7 separate regions of the Mus musculus genome follow, and regions 2, 3, 4, 5, 6 and 7 are each linked to region 1. A link is a loop called in an ENCODE intact Hi-C map of the cell type or tissue named here. Cell type or tissue: left cerebral cortex. All regions are shown on one strand.

Evidence for each region. Peaks named below come from ENCODE experiments on the same cell type or tissue, not always from the same donor. Only the 100,000 strongest peaks of a DNase experiment are listed, where the experiment ranks them.
Region 2: it touches region 1 in a loop (2.7-fold over the local background); 3 of 42 quality-filtered maps call a loop at or near these places.
Region 3: it touches region 1 in a loop (6-fold over the local background); 6 of 42 quality-filtered maps call a loop at or near these places.
Region 4: it touches region 1 in a loop (2.8-fold over the local background); 7 of 42 quality-filtered maps call a loop at or near these places.
Region 5: it touches region 1 in a loop (7-fold over the local background); 9 of 42 quality-filtered maps call a loop at or near these places.
Region 6: a loop joins it to region 1, with 2.5 times the contacts of the local background. A loop is called at or near these places in 2 of 42 quality-filtered maps.
Region 7: a loop joins it to region 1, with 4 times the contacts of the local background. A loop is called at or near these places in 6 of 42 quality-filtered maps.

The regions. Positions count from the first base shown.
Region 1 is chr6:39,868,478-39,872,477 of GRCm38, reverse strand. Tmem178b (transmembrane protein 178B) reads right to left here and starts at 1,042. Exons shown (of 4, transcript NM_001360978.1): 1 at 1-1,042. In left cerebral cortex, CTCF peaks have their summits at 959 and 2,103 (motif pointing left); DNase peaks (open chromatin) are centred at 563, 1,015, 1,876, 2,078 and 1 more place; H3K4me3 peaks cover 2,321 bases; H3K27ac peaks cover 2,572 bases.
Region 2 is chr6:39,808,827-39,812,826 of GRCm38, reverse strand. It overlaps Mrps33 (mitochondrial ribosomal protein S33), which reads left to right and starts at 1,891. Exons shown (of 3, transcript NM_010270.2): 1 at 1,891-1,963. In left cerebral cortex, a CTCF peak has its summit at 1,792 (motif pointing right); a DNase peak (open chromatin) is centred at 1,854; H3K4me3 peaks cover 1,642 bases; H3K27ac peaks cover 1,011 bases.
Region 3 is chr6:40,391,934-40,395,933 of GRCm38, reverse strand. It overlaps Agk (acylglycerol kinase), which reads right to left. Exons shown (of 16, transcript NM_023538.2): 14 at 3,211-3,281; 15 at 1,236-1,320; 16 at 1-209. The coding sequence ends at 72. Among named protein-coding and RNA genes, the nearest start is that of Dennd11, 42 kb to the left of the region's middle. In left cerebral cortex, a CTCF peak has its summit at 2,480 (motif pointing right); a DNase peak (open chromatin) is centred at 2,520; H3K27ac peaks cover 361 bases.
Region 4 is chr6:40,047,932-40,051,931 of GRCm38, reverse strand. All of the region lies in intron 2 of Tmem178b (transmembrane protein 178B), which reads right to left. Among named protein-coding and RNA genes, the nearest start is that of Tmem178b, 180 kb to the right of the region's middle. In left cerebral cortex, a CTCF peak has its summit at 2,189 (motif pointing right); DNase peaks (open chromatin) are centred at 30, 1,898, 2,196 and 2,768; H3K27ac peaks cover 580 bases.
Region 5 is chr6:40,301,847-40,305,846 of GRCm38, reverse strand. No RefSeq gene overlaps it. Among named protein-coding and RNA genes, the nearest start is that of Agk, 22 kb to the left of the region's middle. In left cerebral cortex, a CTCF peak has its summit at 2,256 (motif pointing right); DNase peaks (open chromatin) are centred at 2,267 and 3,287.
Region 6 is chr6:40,133,920-40,137,919 of GRCm38, reverse strand. All of the region lies in intron 2 of Tmem178b (transmembrane protein 178B), which reads right to left. Among named protein-coding and RNA genes, the nearest start is that of Agk, 190 kb to the left of the region's middle. In left cerebral cortex, a CTCF peak has its summit at 2,155; a DNase peak (open chromatin) is centred at 2,121.
Region 7 is chr6:40,385,739-40,389,738 of GRCm38, reverse strand. It overlaps Agk (acylglycerol kinase), which reads right to left. Exons shown (of 16, transcript NM_023538.2): 12 at 2,778-2,925; 13 at 2,198-2,295. Among named protein-coding and RNA genes, the nearest start is that of Dennd11, 48 kb to the left of the region's middle. In left cerebral cortex, no CTCF peak of the experiment used is centred here; no DNase peak of the experiment used is centred here.

The DNA of each region.
Region 1 (4,000 bases):
CGCGTGCCCAGAACTGTTCTTTTCCAGGTTGGGTCTTTTCAAAGCCTGAGTCCTCTGATCACCACTAGGTCCTTGACTCCTGCCGACCCCACGGGTGCTCTCAGAAGCGAGCTGCCCGCAGACGCATGGTCTCTACCAGCCTTTGCCCGCGAGCTCCCGGATGGCCTGCCTCTGGCCTCCCCATTAAGACAGCTCCGCTTTTGGACAGCGGGGACACTCGGGCGGCGTTACGCGACTGTTCAGGGCCCGGGGTTTGCAGAGACTGGGCGGCAGCTGACGGGCGTTAGGGACGGACTGCACAGAGGAGGGCGCACCCGGAGCGCTCGGAGCTCCTTCAACACCATGGACAGGTCGCTCAGGGGTGGCGAGCTGCCCGCCCAGCCGCCAGCCTCCCCGGTGTCATGCGGCTCTCTCCAGCGCCTTCTTCTTCCTGGAGTGTGTGCACCCGGCCCTCTCCAATATCCCTTCTGCTCCACTTCACCTGGCCTTCCGCAGCCCCGCGTGCGAGATGCCCAGGTGCTGAGAAAATGCTGCGAGCACGAAGAAAACCCGGAGCCCGGCTGCTCGAAGCAACCCGCCCCCTTCGCCACCTGAGCCCAAGCACTCCAGCACCGCTTGCTCTAACCAGCTGGGGTCAGCCGCTCTCAGATTGCACCATTTTCTTCTCAGCCCACCCGGGTGCCGAGACTAGGGATCCCTCGGCCTCGTGTGGAATATCCCGTCCCGGCCTCAGCGTCCCGCGATCCGGCTCCCCGCACTGGGGTGAATGGGGCGGGGGATAGAGGGGTGGGGGAGCCTGGGCGCCTCGGCTTCACCTCCCTACCTCCTCGAGCTGCAGAGGCTTCCGGGCCTCTCAGGCTCAGGCGACGCCCGAGAGGAGCGAGAGCCCAAGCTGCACCCCAGGGGCTCCAGAAATCGCATTGCCCGGGTGTGGGCGCCCGAGAAAGCCGCTGTCACTCGCTCGGCCTCCAGGCGCTGCAGCCTTGGCTAAAACCCACAGCCGAGAACACGGAGCGCGCAGCCAAAAGCTAGTGATGTCATCCGTGCAACGTGAGCCTCATCTCTTATTTTTCTAGCCTTCTTAAAGTTAAACCACACCATTTTCCAGGCACGAAATGTCTGAGCCTTGTTCTTTGGCCAGGCAAGTCAATGGTGTCTAGGTAGGTATGGGCTCCACCACATCCATATTAATGCACATATACATATATGTAGCATGTTTACGTGTATTATTATAAATTTAGTGTTGGTGCCTACGTCTCCCGTTTCTCTTTTGACCGTGGAAAAGTCCCTTAAATTCGCCACAGTTCTTTAAAGAAGAAAATGCTTAGAGAACGGTCTTTAACCGGCTCTGGGAGAACCCCTGCACCTCGGTTTCCGCCTCTAGTGTCTCCTATTCGTTTGATCTTTGTTTTTCCCCAGAAAGCTATAAGCACTACCTTGCTAGCTACTGGCGTTTCTACCTGGAACTGAGCAGAGAGCAGCCGTGAGCCAGCGGCCGACACCCCAACACATACACACACACACACACACACACACACACACACACACACACACACCTGTCCTTACTCTTCGGCAAGAAAAGGGGACAACTAACTGATCCGTTCAAGACCAGAAGAGAGCCGCTGTGGGGTGAGAGGGCAGTTGATTTTGGAGGAGAGGAAGTTATAGGCAACCTCGGTATAGGGTTTGTCGTGATTTCCCTATGACCGCTGGATTTAGCCTCCGCAGGGCCTCTTTGAGGTGGGACCGAGACTCCAGACCTTGAAGAGGTGGGCCCCAGCTAGAGGATCCATCCCCACCCTACCCCGCCCCCTGCTTCTCTCACGTGAAGCAGAGCCGCAAAGCTGGGAGCCTCCCATCCAGCTTCACATACTAGGGGTTTCATTCTAAAGCTCACCCTTCGGTTTTCACCCTCTCTCCAAAGTCGGGGTTCCCCACTGAGGGATAAAGAGCTGCCCTGGGGAAAAGAGAGTGCCCTAGGGACCCAGCTTTGCACAGCAGGACTTGTGAGTCGAAAGGAACGCACCTCCACCATATTCTTTTTGTCTTTTTTTTTTTTTTTCCTCCCTGCATTTTGAAAATCGCGAACAAGGCGTTTCAGTGCCATCTAGTGGGGGAGGGGCGTGCCTTGTTTTTCAGTCTTGAATTCTATAAGGGGATTTACTTCGTGAAGAGAAGTCATTAGGATTACCTACTTGGTTCTTAGATGATGCTCGGCTGGTCTAGAAGTTACAGGCACCTGCTAGTCCACATCATCCTCAGAGGTCCCTGGGATGCCCTGATAAAGCTGAGCGACTTTGGCCAGGGTGTCTTCTCCTTATCTTTTTCTCAATTCTATTTGTGTCCTTGAAAATAGGGATACATTTGGCATACATGCAAACACTACTAAAGCTATTTCTACCCCTAAAGCTAAGTGGGAGTGCTTTTCACCTAGTAGGGTACCTGCATATGACAATAGAAGGGAAACTGAACTGACAAGGTCAGTGGGAAGTCAAAGCAAGATTATCTCTACAGCTTGGGTCTCTTGGTTCCCTCTCGGGTCTTTAAGCCAGCTCAAGGATCACTGGCAGTGCCCAGGCAGAAAAGCACGCATGCTCCTCTTTCAGCACCCCTCCCCCACAACCCACCCACAATCCACTCTTGCTCCCCTCTTGGTCAACTCTTTAACTTTTTCCACGGCCTTTGGCCTACTTTCAAAGATTTGCCTGCTATCCTGTGGCCCTCAGTGCTGTCCTAGGCCCAGCTTAGGAAGGGAGCCAATGTGGGGTACTGCCCTCCTCTTTCCTGGATATCACTAATATACCATTTTGAAGTTGTTGTCCTTGGTGAAAACCCAAAAATCCTACAAAAGATGTTTGTTGGTTGGTACCCTCCTTTTAAGTGTGATTGTTTTGAGCCACCATATATCATATTGGAGATGATACTGATGCTTAGGGCTAAGAAGCTGATCACCTAGACAGCATTGCTTCTTGTGTTGATGTTGCTGTTGTCGTCCTAGTTGTTATCTTTGTGTGTGTGCTTGACTGGGAGCCAAACTGTTGTGCAGTCTAGGAAGGTATTCCACCTCCCCTGTCTTCATGTTCCATTGTGGTGGAAGAGACACCATGACCTAGGCAACTCTTAATAAGAGAAAGTGATTTGGGACATGCTTAACAGTTTCATGGGTTTAGTCCATTATCACAATAGAGCTCTGCATTCGGAACCATAGGCAGCAGGAAGACAGAGCCATTGGACTGGCTTGGGCTTTTGAAACCTCAAAACCAGCCCCTAGTGACACACTTCCATGAACTCCTACAAAGCCACACCTCCTAATCTCTCTCAAGTAGTGCCACTCCCTAATGACTAAGCATTCAAATATGTGAATCTATGGGTCCATTCTTATTCAATCCACCACATCCAAGTCACACACACACACACACACACACACACACACACACACACACACATCTTTTTTTCAAGTTTATTTTTTGAGACAATCTGTCATTAAATTGCATGGGCTGGCCTGGAACTTACAGTCCTCCTGCCATAACCTAACAGGTGGTGGGATTACAGGTGTGGGCTACCACACCCAACTATGATCTACTCTTTTTAAGTGCAGGATCTAGCCTCAAATTTCTCTTCCCTGTTAGCTACAGCATCACTCTTTTGTGTGTTTCTTCCTGCTCATAATAATACTGCCCTGAAGTCAGAATTGACTCCAGAGTCAAACATAAAATGATGTGTGATTCTTGAGAAAGTATCCCAGAAAGTGAATGACCAGCGTCTGCTCACACACCTGACATGATGGAAAAGGCAAATCTCGGCGCGAGCAGCCTGCTCCATGACTGGATGGTTACAGTTCTTCTTTATACTGAACCCTACCCTAGATCCCTATGTTCCAGACATTGGCTCTTACTCTTTTTTTGCCTTCGGGAGACCCAGGGGTGGTATCTAACCCATCTCTCACATAGACATCCTTCTCATAGTTGATATCAGCCATCACGAAGCCACTTGATCTCCA
Region 2 (4,000 bases), 60 kb after region 1:
GTTTATAAAACATTGGTTTAAAAACAACCCAAACCTCCAGAAACAGAAAACACAAGTGAAAGTTCTCCAAGGACTGTTGCCGCCTAGGACACTGGGGTAGGTGGCTGTAGTTATGCATAGGACTTTAACAGCCTTGGTGTAAATGTTAATAAGATTGCATACTATAATGTGAGTTGATAACATATTAAAACTTGGCAAACACAAATTCTATAGGAGCAAAGACAATGTCAATTGAATGCCCTCCTCTAGATATAGAACTTGCTGCTGACTTGCCTCAATTCTAAAATCTATTTTACTGTATTTATGTAAGACTTTGATTAATGCTCAGAAAATAAGCACTCGTTTCTCAATCGACCTACCAAGCACTCAATAGGCACTGTATAGTAATCCCTATAAAAGGTGGCTCTATTGAAAGCAGATTTTGCAAGGAGCGAAATACTGATAGTGTTTCTGTTGTCAGTGAAAGGCTTGCCGAGGAGACATGCCTTTTTTATGAGAGGCGGTCTCTCAGCTCTTGTTTTTTCAAGGAAGAAATTCAGAGGAGACACACAGTGTAAGCAGTTTATCTAACAAAGCAAGCGAAGATTTCAAGGAGTGAGCTGTTCCAAAGAGAAGGGCAAGAGCACAGTAGATTCCCCGTCGTATTTTTTTTTTAATTCTTACATTTATAAAGTGGGTGTCATAGTGATAGAGTAGGGCGAGCCTTTTTCTTTCCTAAGTCACGGTGGGTCAGATCACTTTTGAAGGATATTTCTTCTCAGGATCCTCTAGAAAAGCTTATCCTGGCCAAGCCCACAATGAAAATAATATCGTAATGAAGTCATGGTCTCTGCAGGATGCTGACCCTTCACTGGTGCACACGTAGGCAAATACCCCGGTACCTTAGTTGTTGATGCGGTATGAGCAACCTATCTTCATTCCCAAGGACAGTCAACGGTAAAGGGCACTCTGACCCGCAGCTGACACAGCTGCGCAGATAAAGCTGCAGTTTTCTTGGCCCACATATCTGATTTCTTTTGAGATTGCTCAAGATCTCATGATTGATCTCATACTGTCCGTTACGATATTTTCTTGCTCCACAATTAAGACATCTTGCTTTTAAAAAACAATTGAGAGTTTATCATAAAAGTTTGAGTCTGGGATTGACGGCCCAGGTGTGTACCTTTAATCCCAGCACTCAGGAGGCAGAGGCAGATGGGTCTCTGAGTTTGAGGCCAGCCTGGTCTACACGGTGAGTTCCAAGACAGCCAATGCTACATAGAGAAACCCTGTCTCAACAAACAAAACAAAACAAAAAAAGAAAAGAAAAGAAAAAGGCTGGGGACAGAGTTTTACACTAGCTTATCCAAATGTACAAAGAGAAGCAGAACTTAGGCTATCTTCCAAAACACAATTTCTCTGTGTTACTGCTCCTGTCTATCTCCTATCCAAGAGTTCTATCCCTGTACCCCGAAAAGAGAACCACAGCTCAACTCCTTGATTGATAGGAACCCAACACGGTCAGAAAGACTCTGAGCTAGCATCAAGTATCTTTGGAACGCAAAGAGCATAAGCTCTAATGAAAAGAAAAATGAAACGTGAAGACAAAGGAAAAATACTGCATTTCATTCTATTATCACAGAGCAAGGAGCTTCAGCGAGGAGGGACTCAGCTCTGGCTATTCTCGACAAAATGATGCGTGTGGTCCCTCTAGAACCTTCCTGGATAGCCAAGGCTCCCCCACTCTCAGAACCACACCCACACAACCCGGCTTTCCTCGCGGGCGGAGGCCCTGGGCTCAGAGCGAGCGCGGCCGCTAGGTGTCGCCCGAGGTCCCGCCCCCAGGGAGTGAGAGTAGTTCCGGGTTGTCCGCCGACTCCGCTCTAGCCATCAAGCTTCCGCCTCTCTCCTGCTCTCTGGAGCTGGGAAGCAAGTAAAGGGGGGCGGGCCTTCCGGGGACGCGCGTGCGCGAGGTCAGGAGCAGGTAAGGCAAGCGGAGCGCTGGGGTCACAGCAGAGGGCGGCGGCGGTGCGGGCGGACCCGGGTCCCTAACCTGGTGGAATTGCCAGATCCAGTCGAGTCAGTTAGGGGCCTTCCTGGAGCTTCCACGTGTACCCCACAAACACCCGAGGCTTTCCCCTTATCCTGTGGGGAACTGAACAAACCAAAAACGCACTTCCTTTCTCCTAGTGAGCCCGCCCTCGCACTCAGTTTTGTGTGGGATGCGCCGGCGATATTTGTTGATTGTTATTTAAAATGCAGTTTAGATGATGCTTGGGAAAATGAATGACTCTACTACAGCTTCCAGCGCCGGAGGAGTGCGCGAATCAGACAGCGGAGAGTATGAGTTGTGCATGCTGAACAAAAAAAAAAAAATAAAGTTATCTGTTCGGAGGGGTTCATGCCCTGTGACCCAGTAAAATAATTGGTACCAGTTTTTAAATGCTCTGAGCACGTTGCTTCTCAGTAACAACTCGTATGCATTCCTTGGGTCGTGATTAGGCAGGCACTATGCCTTCAGCTTTCCTTGTCAGTCGAAACTCAAATAATAAGGTAAATTGTACTCCTGATGTTGATAATTGACCTACACTTATACCCACACAAGTGTACCTGCAAGCATTTTAAATAAATAGATCCATGAGAAAGATAAACTTATCTTTTTATGCCAAAAGGGGAAAAAAGAGTTCTGAATTTTCAGATGTGGGCTTTATGTGTTTTGCTTGACATATTTAAGTAATTTGGTTTTGCTTCTCATTTTCAACGGTTATTTTCACCTGTATTTTTCTTTCATTCACATTTAAAGAAACATGATATTTCAAAGGAACTAATTTGTGAGGCTGAAGAGATGGCTCAGTAGTTAATAGAGCATATTGCTCTTGCAGGATCCAGGTTGAGTTTCTAGTCAGATAACTCACAACCACGTATAACACCATTATAGGGCAGAGGTTCTCAACCTGTGAGTCACATATCAGATATCCTGCATATCAGATATTTACATTACAATTCATAAATTCATAACAATAGCAGAACTGCAGTTATGAAGTAGAAATGAAATAATTTTATGGTAGAGGGGTCAGCACGACATAAGGAACTGTATTAAAGGAACGCCGCATTAGGAAGATTGAGAACTACTGGTCTAGGGGAACCCTCTCCATCTTGCCTCCCTGGGAACATAGTCACACAGACCCACCCACAAATAACTTTTGTTTGTTTGTTTTTAATTTTTACCCTATTGTGTAACTCCTAGGATAATTTTATGTGAATTGAAATCTAATTGGCATGTAAATCATTTGACTTAATGTTATATAATTTAAAAGGTTATATTCTTTCATAAAATTGAAATCCTTTAGGAAAGCATACTGAAATCTCAAAACGTCCTAAATTTTTAAATAGCCCTTTACATGTATGTGTGTGTGCTCAGGCATGCAGAGGTCACCTTAGGGGAGTCCCAGAGATCACAGTCAGATGGCAGGCCTGGTGACAAGCACCTAAACTGCTAAGCCATCTTTCCAGCCTCTTCTTTTTTTTTTTTTTTTAAGTTAAAGAAGGGAGAAGGGAGGTAGCAATGCATCCGCCCTAGGACCAGTTACAGAAAGCAGGCATTTTAGCCTGTGTTTTTGTGGTGAGACAGGGTCTCACCATGTAGCCCTGGCTTGCCTAAAATTTCACTTAGAACAAGACTGGTCTTGAACGCACAGAGAACCACTAGCCTGTGCTTTGAAGTGCCAGGTTTGAAGGCCACAACTGACCTCTGTTGGTTTATTTATGTGTTGTTTATACTTAAAGTTTAACAGACCAGTGAGATGGCTCAATGGACAAAGACACTGCAGTCAACCCTAATGACTAGGGACGATTAAATGTCCTCATACCTCCACCTGTGTATTGTAGCACATGTGTGTCCATATATACATACATACATACCAGCACAAAATAAACGAATGCAATTTTTGAAGCTTTTTTAAAAAGTACATCGTGTGTGTGTGTGTGTGTGTGTGTGTGTGTGTGTGTGTGTGTGTGTGTG
Region 3 (4,000 bases), 520 kb before region 1:
GCACACACATCCCCCATGTGGTCCCACTGGTGGCTTGCAGTGCAGCCTGGGAGTGCCCGCCACGCTGTCGCTCACTGGGATGTGCTCGGCAGCATTTGCTCTCTCTTCCTCGGATCACAGAAGAACCGCAGCTTTCTGGGCAGTAGTTTGACCTCCACCGGCATGGCTTCGTACTCCTCGCTGTCAATGCTGAAGGAGCCCTCAGTTCCCTAGAGAGAGGCGAGTACTGAGCACAACTGGGACCTTACTGGATGAGGAAGCGTCTGCAGAGGACTCAGCCTAACAAAAACCTCTCAGTCCTGACTGGTTCTGGAAGCATCAACTCTCTAGTCCACAGAGAGGGGTTTTCCTTTGAAACCTTCTATCTCAAGAAACACTTTGGAGCTTGAATAATATTAGAATTTTAAAACATTTATCAGAAGGCAAGAGCATTTACATATTATAGATACATGAAATTGTCAAAGAACATAATCAGGATATCCACTATGGAAAAAATAAATTGATTATAGGGCCAGAGACAATAAGTCTCCTTAGCAAAAGCAGCTGATACTCCTGAGAGGTACTTTGTGTCCACTGATTCATTTTCATTATTCCCTGAGACTCAGGGTCTTCAGACTTGGATGTGCCAACACTAGTATCATTAGACCCTGTGCAGTCCTGCCATAGCTCATTCAATTCAGCATTTGCTCCATGAAATTATGTTGGCCACACATGTCAACACCTTGCATTTGCCTACAGTTTCAATGCAGTACAGCAACAGCATGGCCATAACTCTTTAGAGGCCTGAGTAAATCTGACCTGGGGCCGCAGCAGTCAAGTTACCTTCAATTCAAGTACCGCCACTTCTTTATTCCTATTTACAAAAGTTGTTATTCTAAGAATGGTACTCTATAGCATACTTTACAGGAAAGATAAAACCCGATACCCACCAAATGGAAGATTCTTCAGATAATACTATCATAAACATCTTCTGCATTCCTGGCATGAAGAAGCAAAGGTTAGGGACCTAAGGATCACTTCGAGGGAGAACCTTGGCCTAGAGACGCTAAGCCTCAGAGGCCTGCTCCAAATCAGTAGCATGGAAGCGTTTGCCTTTCTTTTCTGGTCTCCTTTAACTCAGACCTGATAACGAGTTGTTAAACAGAAGGGACCTAAATGGTAGGCGTTAATATGGAAAGAGGAAGAAAATGGAGAAAAAGACAAATCAACTCAAAACAGCTTGTGGTCCATCTTACCTCAGGAAGAACCAGAGTACAGTGGCTGGCTTGGAGGCACTCGGTGCCAGCTGCACGCAGGCCAGGGTCTCTCACCTTCTTACTTCTATTAGTATAAGAAAAAGCAAGGTTGGAATCTTTGATGGCAACTGCAATAGACCTCAGAAAAGCCCACCGATGAGGGCAAGAAAGGCAGAGTGCGGAGACCAGGGCTCAGTGAACAAGTCTCCCTGGGATTCTAACCAGTGTTGGGGTACATTCTACGAGACTGACTGACTTGCTGTGGAGTGAGAACTGCATAAAGCTGCCATGAAGTTTCTCTCAATTTTCTTAATTTTAAAATGGTTCTACATCTATCTATCTAGTTGTGCATCTCAAATGTAAAAATTAAGATGTAATTCAGTCATTTGAGGAAAGCATCAAAGTTCTGTTCCTTGGTCCTTGTGATCCTTTATGAAGGGCAATTTATTCTGCTTTAGGGTAGATAATGCTTTTACCCTTATAAATAGTCTTAGCTATTTTCTCATCACTCTCCATAGATAACAGCCTCCTTAGCACACTTACCTTTGCTAAGTAGCCTTGGAGTAAAGCAATCAGACACAAACATGCGAGACCTCAACACACATGTACTCCATTTAGTTAATTATGGTAAATACAAAAAGAGAGAAAAGGATAGAGGGAGAAGTTTAAATCCAGCCTGAGCTACTTGGGGAGTTAAAGGCAAGCATGGGCTATAAGAGACTTTGTCTCAAAAAAAAATCTTTTGTTATTTTGAAGTAGCAATTTTTTCATGTATGAATTTGTCATCAGAGTTTCAGAACCAGCTTCATCAGGTTTCATTGAGATATTTAGTGGATGCATGCATTGCACAAATTTACTTCTCTTAAGGACCAAAGGGAAACTTGCTTAAAGAATGCTGAACATAATACCATTTAATTAATTGATACAGTGGGTTTTTTTGGTTTGGGTGTCAGTTTTATAAAGGAGATTTGAATATGGCTGCTCCCATTAGCTAGACGCACTTAAGATACTGTGCGATTTATGCACACTGTGGAAGGGACAGGCTTTTTTTCCTTCTTCCTTTTCCCATACAGCGAGAGTAATCAAAGGCTGCAGAAGGGACCATTCAGTATCTGAAGAATTTGTATCAAAGGCGAGAACAACACAGACTAATGAAAAGTGTGCTGCAGCCAATGCTGGAATAGATAATGATGCAGCCATGGAGACACAGTTGCTGCAGGAGCAATGTCCAATCCCTAAATTGGGCACAAGAGGGAGCACCAGGACAAAGCAAAGGAGGCTGAGCAGATTACGGGTTGGCATGGGAACGAACATACAGCTCCTTAGATACTTTGAGGATGTCTGGAGAGTTTACAGAATACTCAGCCAATGAAATTCCAGCCAAGGCAGGAGTTAACAAATCAGGCAGGACTTGGAAGAGTCTACTGTATTAGAAAAGGGGAAGCCTAGGAAATGTCCAAGTAGATATTCAGTGTCCTTTCAAGTTTGTCCTTGATGTTCTGGGAATGGGAAAACAAGGTGAATAGCATGCGCAGTAAAAGTCGCCGGGAAGTGCTACTCAATGTCAAAAGCCTCCTTGAGACTGACAAGTAGTCCTCAGGTAGTAGACATGATGATAACCTTCCATTTTACAGATGAGAAAGGACTCAGACAAGTCAACTGCCTTAGAGTTCCAGAGCCAGTGAGGAGGCAATCAAGCTCCCTGAGACTATAGATAGTCCTTAGCACGGCCTGAAACACCGAATTCTTTCATTTCAATGGAAAGGCAGACTGTTAACGTTCTGTTCTTCCCAAAATGAGCAGAGAGGGCAAAAGTACACATGCCAGCTCCATTCTAAAAAAGAAGGCCAGAATTCCCAGACAGACAAGGCCGTTGGCAGGTCTCCATCTTAGACAGACAGCACACTCTGGATAGAAAGGTTTGAGGACACCAGTTCCTTGATGAAGCCCCATTTCCTACAGACCAGGCACTTACCCTATGATTATGAAATCTCCTTTGCTGACAGTGTCAGGTTCAATGCAAATGTTCATAAAATCCTCTTTGCTCTAGAAAGATTAAGAATGGGAATGTTAAGACTTGGAAATTGGGCTAATGAAGCTGTCGCCCACAGGTGTCTGGGTTCTCTAAAATGTTCTAAATGCAACTGGAGCAGACAATAGCAACCTACTTATTTCCCAATAACGGTTGCAAAACTTGATGGTTCTATCCATACAAAGCTCTGAAAGCCTGATGCAGAAGAAAGTGCTATGAAAAGAGTCATGAATCCTGTCCCCCTCCTCAGTTTCCTGCTAGTCATTAGCAAGCAGCACCAGCCTAGCCTTCAGTTAAGCAATCCCAACACTTCTGTATGGCCTTCTTGGGGAAGTTCACAACTTGTAGGCCCAGGAGAGCATACACAAGCCTCTGTGAGCCACTGCCTGAGTTTCAAAGGTACCACTAAAGCACAGCTGTATCTCTCAACTAGGAATTACAAAACACATTGTTCTGACATAATGACCGCTCAGAATCTACATTTCACATTTCATCCAACTACCTACTAAGAGTCAGCCACATTTCATCAGCCCTCAGAATATTTGGGTTAACACAGAAGGAATTTTGCCCACAAAGAACTTACATTTCACTGAAGGGAATGCACAGAAAAATGAAGCAGTATATTACTGAATGTACAGAAACCGGGTATACTAGAAGTACATCAGACTATATTACAAAGTGTCATAAACAGACAAGGAGTCTGAGATTGCACTGGTGGTAGTACAATTTTTAA
Region 4 (4,000 bases), 180 kb before region 1:
TACAGCTTTTCCCCCCACCTCCCCCATTGTGGTTCTCTCACCTCCGCCATAACCAACTGTCTCACACACAGCTCCAGAACACCTCAGCTTAACTGAAGATGTCTGCAGTTGGCAAAGGAGTCTCAAAGAAGAAAGACACAGACAATCAGAGAGAAGCTGTATGATAAAGAATCAACCTCTCCCAGGATGAGAGGACACATCTATGCCCAAGAAGGAGACCCTTCATGGGAATGCCTCTGCATTCTGAGGACCTTGGGTCATACCCATTGATTTAGAGTCGGAACTTTAGATATTGTCCTGTCAGATCAAGCTCTAAAAGGGCTAGAGACTAGGATAACGCTTGCCTATAGGACAGAGTCCCCCTCCTGACACAAAAGGGAAAAAAAGATACCAAGGGACATGCAGGCCTCTCTCATTGGCATTACTCTCTATGTATGTCATGGTATACTGATGCTGTGACAGGGTGGCTTTCTATTCCTCCAAAAGGGAAGAAACTAAAGGCTCCTAGAGGCTCCAAATTTAGAATCTCCTGAGCTCTTCTCGATGTATCTCACACCTGGAGAGAGTTTTTTCTATATTCTTCAGCTGTAATAAACTAAAACCATGAGTATATTAGACTTAAGTCATGCTGTGAGCCTTTCAAGGGAATTATGGAAAATAATAGTGATTCCTGGGGAGGCTTGATCTTGCTGCTGCTGTCTGGGGTCTGTTCCTCTCGCACTACAGAAGCCACTGAGAGACCCTGCTGATGGTCTCCATTATGCACTAAGTGTCCAGGACCCTGAATTACCACATCCTTGGCTCATGTCCTGCCATCACAGGTGAGCCCTAAAGCCTAAACATTACCCTACACCCACTCGTCTTAGTGGTGTCACAACAGCTGGCACTACAAATGAATGTATTCAGATGGAACTTCTCTCACCCCAGCCTTTTAATATCCTTCCACCTCTAAAGGTAACACAGGGAAGGCCCTGCCTCCAGGTCACTCAGGTGTTTTTAAGCCTTGCATAATCACAGGGTAGTAGTGAAGAAGGGCTATCATGGGCTATCACGTGGGAGATTGTTCCTGGGAAACTGCTAGTATGTCCATGGGTCTCACTTGCCTGAACAACGTGATAGTCCCATTCTACTTAGCCTGAACCTCAATCCCAGGAATAGCATTATGCAGACAGGAGGACAAGGGAAAAGAGGAGCCAAAGGTCAGTAAGAAGGCCGTGATAGTGTCCAGGTTCTTCTGGAATTGTGTTCCTTTGAGGACATTCTTCCCCAGGATCATCAGCCCCCTCTAAACACACACACACACACACACACACACACACACACACACACACAGAGAGAGAGAGAGAGAGAGAGAGAGAGAGAGAGAGAGAGAGAGAGAGAGAGAAAGCGCACTCCCTTTCCCCTACTATTTGCAGCGGTTCCATGTTACCAATAACTAGAAAGCCAAGAGATACATTCTTAAGTCAAAAAGAGGGCGGCGGGGGGGGGGGGGGGACAGGAAGAACAAACATCAGCATTTGAATATCAATGAAAACAGAAAATCCCCCCCCCAAAAAAATCATGAAGAAAGAAAAATGTATTTAGGTGGCAATGAGCAGTGTGAACCGATGCTGGCTGGATGCTGTATTAGATCTGAACTAGCCACACATCTTTCTTTGTTAACCTTGCATCCCAAACAACTGCCCAAGAATGCCAAATAGGATGGAGGGAACACACTGGACCACATATGCTGAAAATGAAGAAGTTTCAGGGCTATATCAGTCACTTAAGCCTAATATTTGGATTTCCTTTAAATTGCATTGTCGTCCACGGCTATTCAGGCTGAGTTGCTTAGACAGTAAATTCCAGTTCTAGCTGCCATTTCACATTATGCTAATGTATGTGAGAAGCTGTCTCCCTGGATACCGCAGCAAATTGCTAGCTGAATCATAGAAATGCTGTCAACTTTTTTTTTCAAGTTTTCCTTTTTTTTTTTTTTTTTTGCTTTGCCATTGTGTGTAGTCAAGAGAAACCAAGAGAGACAGGGAGAGATGTTTCCCCCCCATTGGATTGATTTTTGCTTCTTGAAGAAAAAGCTATAGATTCCTCTAGTATTTCTAAAGCAATCACATGCATGCCTCCATTTTATTTGAAGTCATTTCTTTGCCCAAATGTCTGTGTCGGTTTCAGAAAATCAGCACCAAGAGCCAGCAGAGGGAGAAAGAGAGCACCTGATGTGATTTCTCTACAGTATCTACTTAAAACCAGAGCCGAGCATGTGGGCATTTGCTGAACCCCAAGAGAAGTATGCAAATCCAATGGATTCACTAGGTGAGACTGTTTGTTTTTCTCTGCGTGTGTGTTTTTAAGGTGGCTTGAAGCTCTGGTGTCGGTACAAAACAGCCTTTGGCTTGCAAACTGATTCCAGTTTGGGTATTACTACCCTCTCTCCTTGGACGACCCCTGTGCTGGGTATGGTTCCTTTGTCTGTACAGTAGGGGAGGGAAATGGATGCACTCGGAGCTAGCTCCCTTGAGGTTCCCGCAGCCTAAGTCTCTAAGGCTCTCCTCCAGCTTCTGCAGCATGTGAGACTAAAGACAACAATACCTTAAGTTGGAATCAGAGGCTAAAAGCCTACTGCGGTTTCTTCCAGGTTTAAAGGGCTAAAATTCTGTGAAGGTTGCCGCTCAAAACAGGCCATTTCTGCTGTTAGGTTGACAGAAGAGAGAAGAGTAGAAAGGCAGGTTGTACACTGAGCCTGCATCTCCAGCACTCGTGTCTGCTCTGGGTATGGTAGGAATTGGAGAACCTGGCAGAGAGCCTAGGACAGGTCAGGAGCTCCCCTCACTATGAAAGTCATGATGGCAATCACATTCATTCCCGGCTCCCAGGCACTTTTTCAGTTTGAGATGTGCCACCCCCACCCCACATCCTAATGTATTAGCTGCAGAGCCCTGTATGACTGGCCATGCCTGTGCTTGGGATTTCCATCCATATCCATCCATAGGTCTCTGTCTAGGCTGACCTATTTCCCACCACCAGAAGTTCTACCAACACACCATCTGCCACTTTCCCTGCAAACAATGGCTCTGACTTCTACCTGTTAAGTCTTAACACTCACCTAGAATTCCAGCAGGGCATTAGGACGCAATCAAGAGCCCGAACCTGTGGTGCTGCCCAGTTTACAGCCGCAGGGAAAAGCAGGACTGTGGCCTAACAAGACCAAACATAACCTTGCCTCCCCTCCTAGAACGGTTGACACTGATTGCCAACTTGACAGGTTCTAGAATCGCCTAGGAGGAGACAAGTTCTGGGCATGTTTGTGAAGGCATTTGTAGATTGAGCTCATTGAGCCCCACAATGAGTGTGGACAGCCCCTGCCCTAGGGCAGGAATATTAGAATAGAAAGGAGACCCCGGCATAGTGTCACAAGAGACAGCTACATCTGGGTCCTTTCAATAAAATCTTGCTAGTGTATGCAATGGTGTCAGCGTTTGGATGCTGATTATGGGGTGGATCCCTGGATATGGCAGTCTCTACATGGTCCATCCTTTCATCTCAGCTCCAAACTTTGTCTCAGTAACTCCTTCCATGGGTGTTTTGTTCCCAATTCTAAGGAGGGGCATAGTGTCCACACTTCAGTCTTCATTCTTCTTGAGTTTCATGTGTTTAGCAAATTGTATCTTATATCTTGGGTATCCTAGGTTTGGGGCTAATATCCACTTATCAGTGAGTGCATATTGTGTGAGTTCCTTTGTGAATGTGTTACCTCACTCAGGATGATGCCCTCCAGGTCCATCCATTTGGCTAGGAATTTCATAAATTCATTCTTTTTAATAGCTGAGTAGTACTCCATTGTGTAGATGTACCACATTTTCTGTATCCATTCCTCTGTTGAGGGGCATCTGGGTTCTTTCCAGCTTCTGCCTATTATAAATAAGGCTGCTATGAACATAGTGGAGCATGTGTCCTTCTTACCAGTTGGGGCATCTTCTGGATATATGCCCAGGAGAGGTATTGC
Region 5 (4,000 bases), 430 kb before region 1:
CATACAGATACACACACACACACACACACACACACACACACCTTTACTGAGCTCATGCTGGTTCTGGTAGCACTAAAGTCCAAACAATTTCTTACTAATAGCACCAGCATCTTGTGATAGGCCCCTGTGGCTGAATCACAACATGGCAGAGAAATGGAAGAGAAAAGAGTTCCTGGCAGAAAAGGCATGTGTGTGAGCAAGGAAGCAAGGTGATGCTGAGGTGCTAGGCTCCCTTTTAAACAACTTGATTCCATGGGAACTAATTCACTCCTTGCAGAAATTTAACTCATTCCTGAAAGGCAGCATTAATATATTTATGAGGGTAGAAACACATACTTAATTACCTTGATTTTAGCCCTGCCTCTGAAAGAGTTCCCCACCACACCACCACTAAGCTGTGGTACCAAGATTTAAGCCATATTCCAATGACAGAGCACTGACTCCACTGGCTTAGGGTGGATGACACAGGGAAACACAACTGACAAGTCTGCTGTGCTCTCACACACTCTTAGGTACCATTCCTTCCAAATCTCATTGTAAGCATCTTGAATTGTCCAGTTCAAGGCTGCTTAGTCCAGCAACAAAGCCTCAGAGCCCACAGAACTATTTTGGCAAGTGTGTGGAAGTCTTACTTCAGAAGATTGTATGTTTGTTCAATTAACACTCCACCTTTCAGAGTCTGCACCTCTCCAGTAAGACTCCAGCACACTACCTTGTAGGCCAGCATTCTTTGCAGTATTTTTTTTTTTTATAGAGGACTATTTCAGAGGAAAGTTAGCACACACACACACACACACACACACACACACACACACACACACACACCAGTAATTGCAGCAGCATAACTACCACCACCAGCAGCAACAGCAATAATTTCATGAGCTTGAGGACCATGAGACTAAATCCATGCTTTCTTTTAGAACTCAGTGTAAGTCTGCTATGCAGGTGAGCATGGTGAATTTGCAAAAGGAAGTCTGGTACAGTATATAGTGTTCTATGTACTGTTAAAATTGAGAGTAATACAGACACATTGACTGTATTGGACTGATGCAGTACAATAAAAATACTACTAGACTTTAAGACAGGAAACATAGATTTAATTTTCAGCTTCTTCCTTTAATGTACAACCCTGAGGGTGCCATTTAAAATTCCTGAGTCTGTTTCTTCATCGGTATAAACATAACATTCCAATTAAACAAATCAGTAGATGTCAAATCACCTAGTCTGCATCTGTAGCCAAATAAATACAAGTTCCCCCTTTTAATTCCAAGCCAGATGTTTGTTAAAGTAGATTTTGAATATCCTTTATTAATAGTACAATTAACATAATTATAATCCACTAGCAATCACTCACCAAAATTAAAAATATATGGGGGGGCCAGAGAGATGTCTCAGCAGTTAAGAACACTTACTGCTCTTGCAGAGGACCCAGGTCCAGATCCCAGCACCCATATAGAGCTCACAATCATCTGCCACTCTGACCTCTGAGGGATCCTGCATGCATGCATACATGCCTTCAGCACACAAGCATTCACATCAGATAAAAATTTAAAAAATTTTTTCAAAAAAAGATATAGAAGTGGAGATAAACTTCTGCAGGAAATAAAGAAGACAAGAGTCACCATTATAGATATTTTATGTATGCTTAACAAGTATAATAAACTTCCCTTCACATTATAGGAACTGTCTGAAGGACAGTGACCCAAACCTTCGGAAGAACAGTTTCTGGATTCAGACTAGAATAAAGCTGACTGACCCATCCTTAGACTATCAAAGCCATTTTGGCAAAGCCCAACAACTCTGCAAGGGAAAGGGCTTCTCTGAAGTAGTACTGCCAAAAAGCCAAAGACACTTCACGAAGTTGGGGCTCCTGTCTAATTTACTGGACATTTGGCCTTGGCCATTTCATGAAGGCTTATATTCTGGGTCAGATTCTCTTTCCGACTTCTCGGCTCTTCATTGCCTTTGCATAGATTGAACGTTTGATCTTGGCCTCGCTGTCCAAAATTGCTCATGTCCAAAATTCCACAACGATTTGTACACATATAAAATCCTGCTGCTAATTGTGCGTGTAATTGCTGAGATTAAGTTGTGTGACTTCAAATTCTCTGACATTAATCCTAAAGCTCTCGATTTGTTCATTACCACAGAGTCTCTTATCTTGCACCTTAAGAGGAAAGCTTTAATCCTTGCAGCTTTAAACCAAGACATTTGGGTTCCCTCTGTGAAGCAGCCCGATTGAGAAGCATATCACGAGGTGGCGCTAAAGATCCGGCAGTAGTAGATGACTAGAGGACAGACTGCCCAAGTATTTTCCTGTGTTAACCAGCACCAGTCTAGTTTTGTTGCAGGAGATCTTGGGGAAAGGTTTGGATTGAGTCTGATGCAAACAGTCCTTCTACAAGAGCTCAGCACCTAGTTAAACATAGCTTGAGCTTTGCAGCAGCAGCTCCAACTTCTTTACAAGATCTGTGACCCATTATTCTGCCCACTCATCCGTTTCCCTCATTCCCTGAATATGGGGACCTAGCTTTTCTTCTTCACTCACTTATGTGGGTATCTGCAGGATGGAATTTTGTGGCGTCCATACAGTCAAGAGATACAGGACTTTAATTATTATTATTTTTCTTAACCTCTGATTAGTAGGAAGCTCAGATATCATGGAGTAGGGGGTGTGCTCAGGCCCTGTACTTGGGAAACAGGCAGCTGGCCTGTGCTTCAATAAGAAGACATTAGGAGAATGTTGTGACTCTTGTATTCATGGCCAATCCACAATCTATCTTCTACAAATGCATACTATCTGCATCCATAATCCACCGTCTATAAATACACACTATTTGTAACCACAGTCAACTCTCTACCAATACACACTATCTGTATCCACAATCCACCCTCTATCAATACGCTCTATCTGCATCCATGATCCATCGTTTGTCCATACACTCTATCTGTATCCATGATTCATCTTCTACCAATACACACTATCTGCATCTACAATCTATCTTCTACCAATACTCACTATCTGCATCCACAATCCATCTTCTACCAATATACACTATCTTCAAGAAGCCTTGTGCTGTCTCTGTCCATTCCTTCACACCAAGGTTCCCCTTTACCCTAGTTTTATCTCTGACACAGTTCTTGGACATTTCTTTTAATCTAATTCTAAGGCAATAGAGTCTTTGGTTATTTTTTCCAAGCAAAATCTTTTGTGAATGCATTTCTAAATTGGAATGTTAATCAGCAACAAAATGAAATGAATGGGAGTTGAGGAGGTGGCTTCGTCAGTGCTTGTCATGTGTTTCAGTTGGGGTTGCTGTTGCTGTGATAGAACACCATGATGAAATCAACTTGGGAAGAAATGGCTATGCTTCAACATCACAGTTCATCATCAAAGGAAGTCAGGACAGGAACTCAAGCAGGGCAGGAACCTGGAGGCAGGAGCCGAGGGTGAGACCATGGAGGGATGTTGCTTACTGCCCTGTTCATCATGGTTACCTCAACCTGCTTTCTTATAGGACCCAGAACCATCAGCCCAGGGATGGCATCACCTGAAATGGGCTGGAATACGCCCCCCCCCCAACACACACACAACAATCATTAATTAAGAAAATGCTCCACAGGCTTGCCTATAATGTGATCTTATGGAGGCATTTCTCCATCATGTTTCCCTCTTCTCAGATGACTGTAGCTTGTGTCAAATTGACATAAAACTAGCCAGCGCACCATGCAAGCATGAGACCTAACTTTGGGTCCCAAGCACCCATGTAAAAAAACTGAGCATGTTGGTGTGCACCTCCAATTCTAGTGCTGAAGATGTAGAGACAGGAGACTATCTGGAGCTTGATGGCCAGCTATCGTTGATGAGTCAGTGAGTTCCCGGTGCAGTGAGAAATGCTGACTCAGAAAGGAAGATGGAGAGTGATAGAAAGGATCCAAGGATCCACCATCCACCTCTGGCCTCCACAGGTGCTTAGACACATATGTGCAAATACACACA
Region 6 (4,000 bases), 270 kb before region 1:
TTTATTTTAGTGGACAAATTAACAGTCTGACTAATTAATAGGTCTTTTAAAAAATTGCACACGTGTTAAGCTTTCACACTTAGGGGAGAATTGAAGAAGAAAGCAGCAGTTTTATAGGTATCCTGGGGACAGCATTTTATTGTACAACATGAGAGATGATCAGGCTGGAAGCATCGTGTGTGTGTGTGTGTGTGTGTGTGTGTGTGTGTGTGCATTTTAAAACCAAAACAGATCCCTTTCATCACATGTTTATGTCCATATGTTTATACCCTTGTCCTGGAACCGAATGCCTTTTGTCCTGGCAAATGGCCCTGACAGAGGCTTAGTGGTCAGTTGAAAATAAAGGCCCTCCTCCTGTCAATCAAGACTGCCTCTGTGCTGGGCAGAGATCACCTGGCATGTCTTAATCTACAGCCCTAATGAAAAGCAGTAATTACGATCAGCAGATAGCGAGTCCCTCCCCTAACTCGGTGTGGACTAATTAGTAATGACATTTGTCAGACTAGCTGTCTTGCAGCAAAGGGTCTAGAAAGCGGAATTAATTTAGCCATTCCCATGCACTGAAGATGCTGAGCGCTTGTAAGAATGATCAACCTTCTCACCTTCTCTCTCCTAAGAAGAATGAGTCTGAAGGTGGCATGAAGACAAATTTCCATCTGTGGACTGTACCAGTTAGAGTCAGGTTTGCAAATTCTAAGGCCTACAAGTGCGGGTAGGCAGCTAATTTTAATGATGAAGTGAGCCTAGTGTAAGAAACATACAGCCTACTCAATCTATTCTTTCATTTTTCCCACTCTTTAGAAAGACAGGCTCTATTATGAGAGAACAACACTGTTAAGACTGGTGATGAACCAAGTCTTACCCTTGGTGTCATGGAGGTAATAAAGGAGGTGACAATAGCAAGCCAGAGAGAGCATAGGACAGGCTGCACAACAAGGGCCACCCTGCCATGCAGAAATGCAAGCCTACTAATGCCAAGATGGCTGTCTTTGTAATAGAAGACAGATCATGAGGATTTATGCAAAAATCTCCTTGTTTTAAACATTGATAAGTCATTCTTTTAAAACATACAATGTCTTTGCACTGGAAGCTACACATCTCAGCAAGTCCAGACTTGTAGAGGGATTTTCTAGTCTTAGCTCAGCCTGACCACTCTCCTGGTCTTCCCAGGATCTGTCATGGGCACAAAGGTTCAGGATGCTCTCATGCAAATGTTTTCTTAGTACTGTTTTTCCAAAATAGTCTCCAAGTTGCTTGACACTTTAGTTGGGTTACTCCTCATGTCCTGCTCCCTCATGCTAAGTCCTAAGAGGATGGTGGAGACAAACAGCCACATGGCACACACACAGGTACACAAGCGAAACCCAGAGATGTGGCTTTGGTAGACCAGCCAGTGACTGCCACAATCATTCCAGACCTAGCAACATGGTTCAAGAACACATACCCAGCTACTTCCCTTAAAATAGTACCTTATTCTGGCCTAGAAAATGTCTGTGAGATACCCCCATGCCTTCCCCAGTTTAATGCCTTTTAACCTCTTCTTCCATTCTCTCTGCCTGAATCTCTGGCCCTTGGCCGTTCCTCTTCTTTTAGGCCTGTCTAGCTGAACTGCCTATGGTGGTTGGTGGTATCTCCCCTGGGTGCCCTTGCAGGGCTGAAGAGTCAACTGTGCACCTTTCTTCCTATCGAGGAGGATTAGTTGACATTTTGGTTCCCCAACCCCTTTAAACTGCTTGATTCTTGCTTATAACTACATCTAAAGACCAAAGCTTGAGTCTAACCTAAATCCCAGATTGAAAAAAAAAATGTGGTCAAACACAGCATTTTAAGCCCAAGTCCATCAAAAACGTGTTCAACTACAAGTATCAGAAATCTGACCCACGAGGAGCTGGTTCATGCTATCCCACACTAAGTCTAAAGGGGATTAGTACAGTTAGTAGAGGAGCACAAGAATGCCAGGAAGCAGGGTCAGCATTATGTTGCTCGCACTGTCTGATCACACTCAGATGACAGGCGTGGCACAGCAGCTGCAGACAACAAGTCTACACTGGACAAGTCTACACTCACACGCAGAGCAGGAAGGGAAGGACAGAGGAAAGACTTTTCCTTCCTGGGAAATCTAGGCTTTTATGCAGAATCAAAATTGCTGCCCAGAGCTTCCAGAAGGTGTCTCCTTTCCTCTTGCTTTCCGTGGCAGTTCCATGGATGCCCCAAGATGTGTGGGAGGCTGGAAAAAGGAAAAGCTATCGGATGCCCGTGGGATTGGCACGGCTGGCTGTCATCAATCATAACCATCTTCAAGGATCTATCGAGTTTACTGTCCCCAACCTATCCTGTCAAAAGGAAGCAACGGTCATGTGGCTACCATGAATGTGGTGAACATGACACAAAATTAAACTTATAAAATAAAATTAATTGTCAAAGTGCGGTGACATATACTCAACAGTTCTGAAGGAACTCAAGAAAGAAACAGTCCAAAATATATAGCCTTCTTCTATAAATAGCCACCAATTCTGAAGACTGTTTATTAAAAATGCATCCAGTATTCAATGGAACTGTAGGGTAGACCTAGAGAAATGGCTGCTGGTGCCTAGCATAAGTGGATATAAGCCACTGTGAGCTAAAATATATCCACAGCCTTTCTAAAAGTGGTTTATTAGTATAACTTTTATAGTCATTGTGGTTAGAGTAAGCTAACAACTGAATTGGTGATAATGGGTCAATTAGGAGAGACTGGAGTTCAGGTTAGCACAGTGTAAATATGGGAGGCTGGGCGATAGCATAGTAATTACTACAAGACGATGATGAAGAGAAATTCCATATACAACATTGGGTACATTAATTATGCAAGGCTCAGCCACAAGGAGGGCAGCAAGCTGGTAGGGCAAAAGCAGTAAGAAGAAAGCACTAAGGCCAGAGATGCTCTGCAACAGTCAGGAGAGAGAGAAGAGATCACAAGTGAAACAGATCCTGGATAAAGTGCTGCAAAGCCTTTGATTTTACACACTAATGCAAAGCTCTGGGATTCTATATGGCAGAATCTCCTAATTTCTTGCAGTCCTTTTCCTTTCAAACTCTAGCGTATCCTCTTAAAGCTGGCTGCTAAGTCAGGCATCGTCACAATGAATGGGTTGCCCAAGGACATGTGCGTAAGTATGCGTATATGCACGTATGTGAAAGACTGGACAGCTAAGATTTATTATTAAGGCTCTTAAAATTTTGGTTCTACATGTGTTGGTGACTAGTCTAAACTGTAACTTCTTAAGACCTAATATTCATAAAACTAGTTGTTTTGATGGATGCCTATGCATTGAATGTTTCCCTATTAATGAAAAAGCCACATAGTTCAAACAAGGGAACCCTCACATCTAACTACAAAGAATTCTATTTTTAAAAAGGAAGTATTAATATCGATAAAAGGAGCATAAGCTCTTAGTCATAAATAAAAGTTTCCTATTTAACTGACTTTAATTGAGTTAATGAGATGTCATAGGGTTGAGGATACAGGGTAGGACTTGGGGGGGGTGTTGTATAAAAAAGCTAATTTAGTCTGAGAGTATGGCTCAGTGGTAGAGTGTTTTGTCTAGAATGAATGTTCAAGGTCCCGGATTTGGGGGTTGAGGAAGAAAGGAGGGAGAAAGAGGAAGAGAAGAGACAAGGGAAAGAGAGGAGGGTGAATAATGACCTGGCTTAGGGAACAAATATAATAACAAGTTTCTCTCAATCTCTCACGTTGCTTTCTGTTCAGGGAAGCCTAAAGGGAAGAGGTGGCTTCTTAGCAAGGGCTGCTAGCAGAGTGATATTTAGCATCTTTAAAACTGATGGTGAGTCTTACAGCTGACAACAAATTGATCTGGAGAAAGAAGGGCTAAACTATTGAAAACAGAGATAGGAAATTCTCTGAAATCTATACACACATGATAATGGGTGTCGATATAAATGACCTAAACTTCCCCTGGGGAATTAAGTACTGTCTGGTGGGTTAGCATGAGGGAGGGGT
Region 7 (4,000 bases), 520 kb before region 1:
CACACAATTACATGTCTGTCTCTTCAGTCAGAGAAATGAAGTTTTAAGAGATTATACTGATAATAGTATCAAAAGTAAGATAACCATGAGTATACCTAGCAATAGACAAATACTAGAGAGAAAATCATAAAACACCTTGAGAGATATTGAAGCCCTCAGTAAAGGAAGGGATACATCACGTTGATATGCCACAGGGTCAATACTATAGAAATGCCATTTTTCCTCAAGTTGTATGTGTACAGTGCAACCGTATAAAACTTCTATGAGGAACCTAATAAACACCCTCAAGTATTTATAGAAAGCATGGGGCTGATGGGACGGCTCAGGAGTGTTTGTTGCTGCTCTCGAGGAGCTGAGTTCAGTTTCTAGCACACAATGATCTGTCCATCTCTAGGGGAAAGAGTCAATAAACTGATCTGATTAATTGGCTACTCGAATAAGTAAATAAAATTGGAGCCTTTACCTGTGCTATTCACAAAACTCAATTATAGGTGGCAAGTTTTTTAAAAATAACAATGGAAGTAACTATCTCATGAAAATCATTTAAAATCACTCAGCAATATATGATGAGCATCTTGCCACATTAGTAAATATAAAGATTATATATTACTTTAAACTAAAGCATTAATAGTTATTTACTCAATCTATTTAATATACTGTGCTACTAAAGAATAAACATGCTTATTTAAGAGACATTAAATTTCTGAAATTCCACAATCCTAAAGCTGTTTTCTTATTATGGAGATATTATTTTAATGATAAGTAAATATTTAACTATTACATGACAGCTACAGTATGTGACTATTTTACTGTATCTGCTCTGGCAGAGTGGTGAAGGAAAGAGAACTGACTAGAGATAAGAAGCAGTGTCACAGAGCTTTGTAATTAGCACAAAGATAAGAGCATTCAGCGGCCTGAATGTGGCTCATCTAGAGAGAGCTGCAACCACAGGCTCACTGCACGCAATGCATTCAGAGATTCAGTCCTCGGAGAAAAGAACAATGGCAAAAGAACAGGAGCAAACACTGCAAATACAGCGTTACCACAGACTGAGAATAAAGAGAGTGTGTAATAGAAATGTTATCTTCTTCTCAAAAATCTCTCCCAACAGAGGACTGTTCAACCTCATCCCTTCATGGTGGTTTCATAATTCTGTGTCAAGTAAGGGAAGACGGTGGACAGTAAGTGCTGGTGCCCACAAACTAAACCACCGCACCCCTGCCACGACAGCTGAAAACAAACAGTTACAGCTTACAGCCTCATGAAGGCTAAGAGAGGGCCCAGCTCCCCATGCACACCACCACTGAGTGCTGCCGGGCTGGGTAACACTCGGCACCCAGTAGTTACTATCTCAGCTGCTGCTCCTTAACACTTTTTCTTTACCCTTAGTATGAAATGCAGTTAAACGGTCTTGCTCATACACACACACGGTGTAAATCTGAGAATAATATAGCTAATTCATGTAAGATTCTTAGACAGTGACTCCCATGTAATAAACATGAGCTATTTTTCCTAAAATGTTTCCCTTTGTGCATTTTCTATTTTTAGCCTTTGGCCCATTGTTTAATATTGTCCCTGTTCATTCCTTATTGATTTACTCTAGGAGACTGTGATAAGGAAAGCTAATAATTGCTGGTCTGCCATATCCTAATATTCTCCCCAGCTGTCATTCCCAAGTTTATCTTTTTAAATAAGTAGATGAATGTATCAATATAAAATTTGCCTTAGGTGTCATGTTTAGAAAAAATTCTTTGTACTTTTCAAGTTTCTACTAATAATCACTTAAATGTTACTTAATACTTAGGTAGTTTTATTATTTTTTAGTTTAGTTCATTAATTCAACTGGAATTATTTCCAAAGGTAAAGGGGGCTGGTTGTGTCTGCAAATATTTCCCAGGAGACGAAAATTACTTGTATAAATAGAAAACAAATCGTCTTCTGGTCTGAGCCTCTATGCACGGGCACGCATGAACAAAATGTGTGTTCAGAGATCCGTGAGCTCCTGTGCCCCAATGCACTCAGCTACCACTTCCCAGTGCAATTGTTCCTCAAAGGCACACCACCCCTCCCTCTACTTGAGCCTTTCATCTCTATGCCCACAGAGTAAACAGAAAAATACTGAATCAGTGCAAGAAAAGCACCTGTCACTTTTTCCCCAGACACCAAATTCATTTTTTTAAAAACTGAGTGCACTTACCATCAGGTCAAGTTGGGTGTTTCGGGTTGTGATGGACAGTTCAATGGTGGACAGTTGTACATCTTTCCAGACCTCAGGGCTTACCTCTCGGGAGGAGGCTGTGGGAATCCATCAGACATGGGTCAGTGTTTCTACTGACACTTCTCTCTCTGTCCCTGCCCGCTCCCTCTCTCTCTCTCTCACACACACACACACACACACACACACACACACACACACACACGGGGGGGGGGGGGGGGGGTAGAGAGAGGGAGGGAGACTACTGAGCTGCTGGTAGTCAGCTTCCCCAGCCCTTTGTCCAACTCTATTCTTTATTTCATTTTTCTGTAAAGCAGGGATAAATACCAGGTTCTCTCTCTATGCCTAAAGCGTCCTCAAGTGAAAGCAGCTCACTAGCACAGATGTCAGTGACAAAGAGGACGAGGAACGGTGGTGCTTAGTCACAAGACACTGAAGCCTGTCCTGACAGCACCCAGGAGTCTGAATTCACCAGGAACTTATCTAGTACTGATTCTGGGAGTCTGCTCCAGGCCACTTCTAAGCTGAACAGGGCTTGGAATCTAGTCACCACATTGCTCACCATCCTGTGGCTGTGCCCAGAATGAGGCAAGCCTGCGTAATATTCTCCTATACAGAGACGGCCTGGGAGGAGTCTCTTCAGGCTCAATGGGAGGTCTCTCTCTAGGTCCCGTGTAAGAGATGGAGGCTTGATGAGTCTGAGGCCATTCCTGTTAATGAAGAAGAAAACAGCTTTCATCATGTACACATAATTCCTAACACAGGGGGCTTTGCTCTGCAAAGGTCAGAATTCTAATAATTTAATTGTCTCTTCAATGAGCAGAATTCTCCTCACTTGGGAATATGACGACTTCAAACCTTACCTTAAAAACCATGAACATAGTGATTGTGTATGTTCCCTAACATACAACAGAGAGAAAAACAAACTGAATTGACAACTACTGTTTACACTTACTTATCCAAAGAACAGAAATCAATATGAATGAGCAGAGTGGTCCTATGCTAAACTTACCCTCAATTTATCGATGGCACACAAACAAGTAATGAAATCAGTTGCATCAAACACCTACTTCAGTGCTGGTATCAGACTCCATATAGAGGACAGAATTCAAATCCAGCCTGAGGCCTCTTCATGCTTCAAAGCCCATCATTCTCACACAAGATATTTTATGATACATTTTTATCTATTGTTATTATTATTATTTGTGTGTGTGTGTGTGTGTGTGTGTGTGTGTGTAAAGGAAGGAGGGATCCCTAAATCAGGGCTTAACATTTATTGGAGAGTGGGGGAATCATACTGCAGGTATAGACAGAAACCAGTTAGAGGAGCCTATCAGCGACATCACAGACCCTCAGGCTCTGGCAGAGTCTCTAGACTCTTATGGTTAAATATTCTGTGCCGCCTTTATCACCTGTCCTCCTGCTTCATTTTCAGAAGCATAGCTTCAAACAGTTTTCAAAGCATATCAGGGAGAACGTCCTAGTTCTCTCCAATGTCACTTTCATTTGGTCCTAACTGCTGCTTCTCTACTGTCTCAGTGACAAAGGAAGCCCTTCCCCCGTGCAGGAACCCTGGATCCTATCCTGTCTGTGTATGTGCTTAGCCAACTCAGTCATCTTCTCTGTCTCCTTTCTCTTCACTTCCTGCTCCTCCCTCCCCTGCTCTGGGTATATGAAAACACAGCCATCTATCTGCTCACTTAAAAGCCACTGCTCTATTGTCTTCCTGTTTCTCTCAGGGTAGCCTTTTCTGTCTTCTCTTTAAAGTCGGGATTCCTGAAGAGG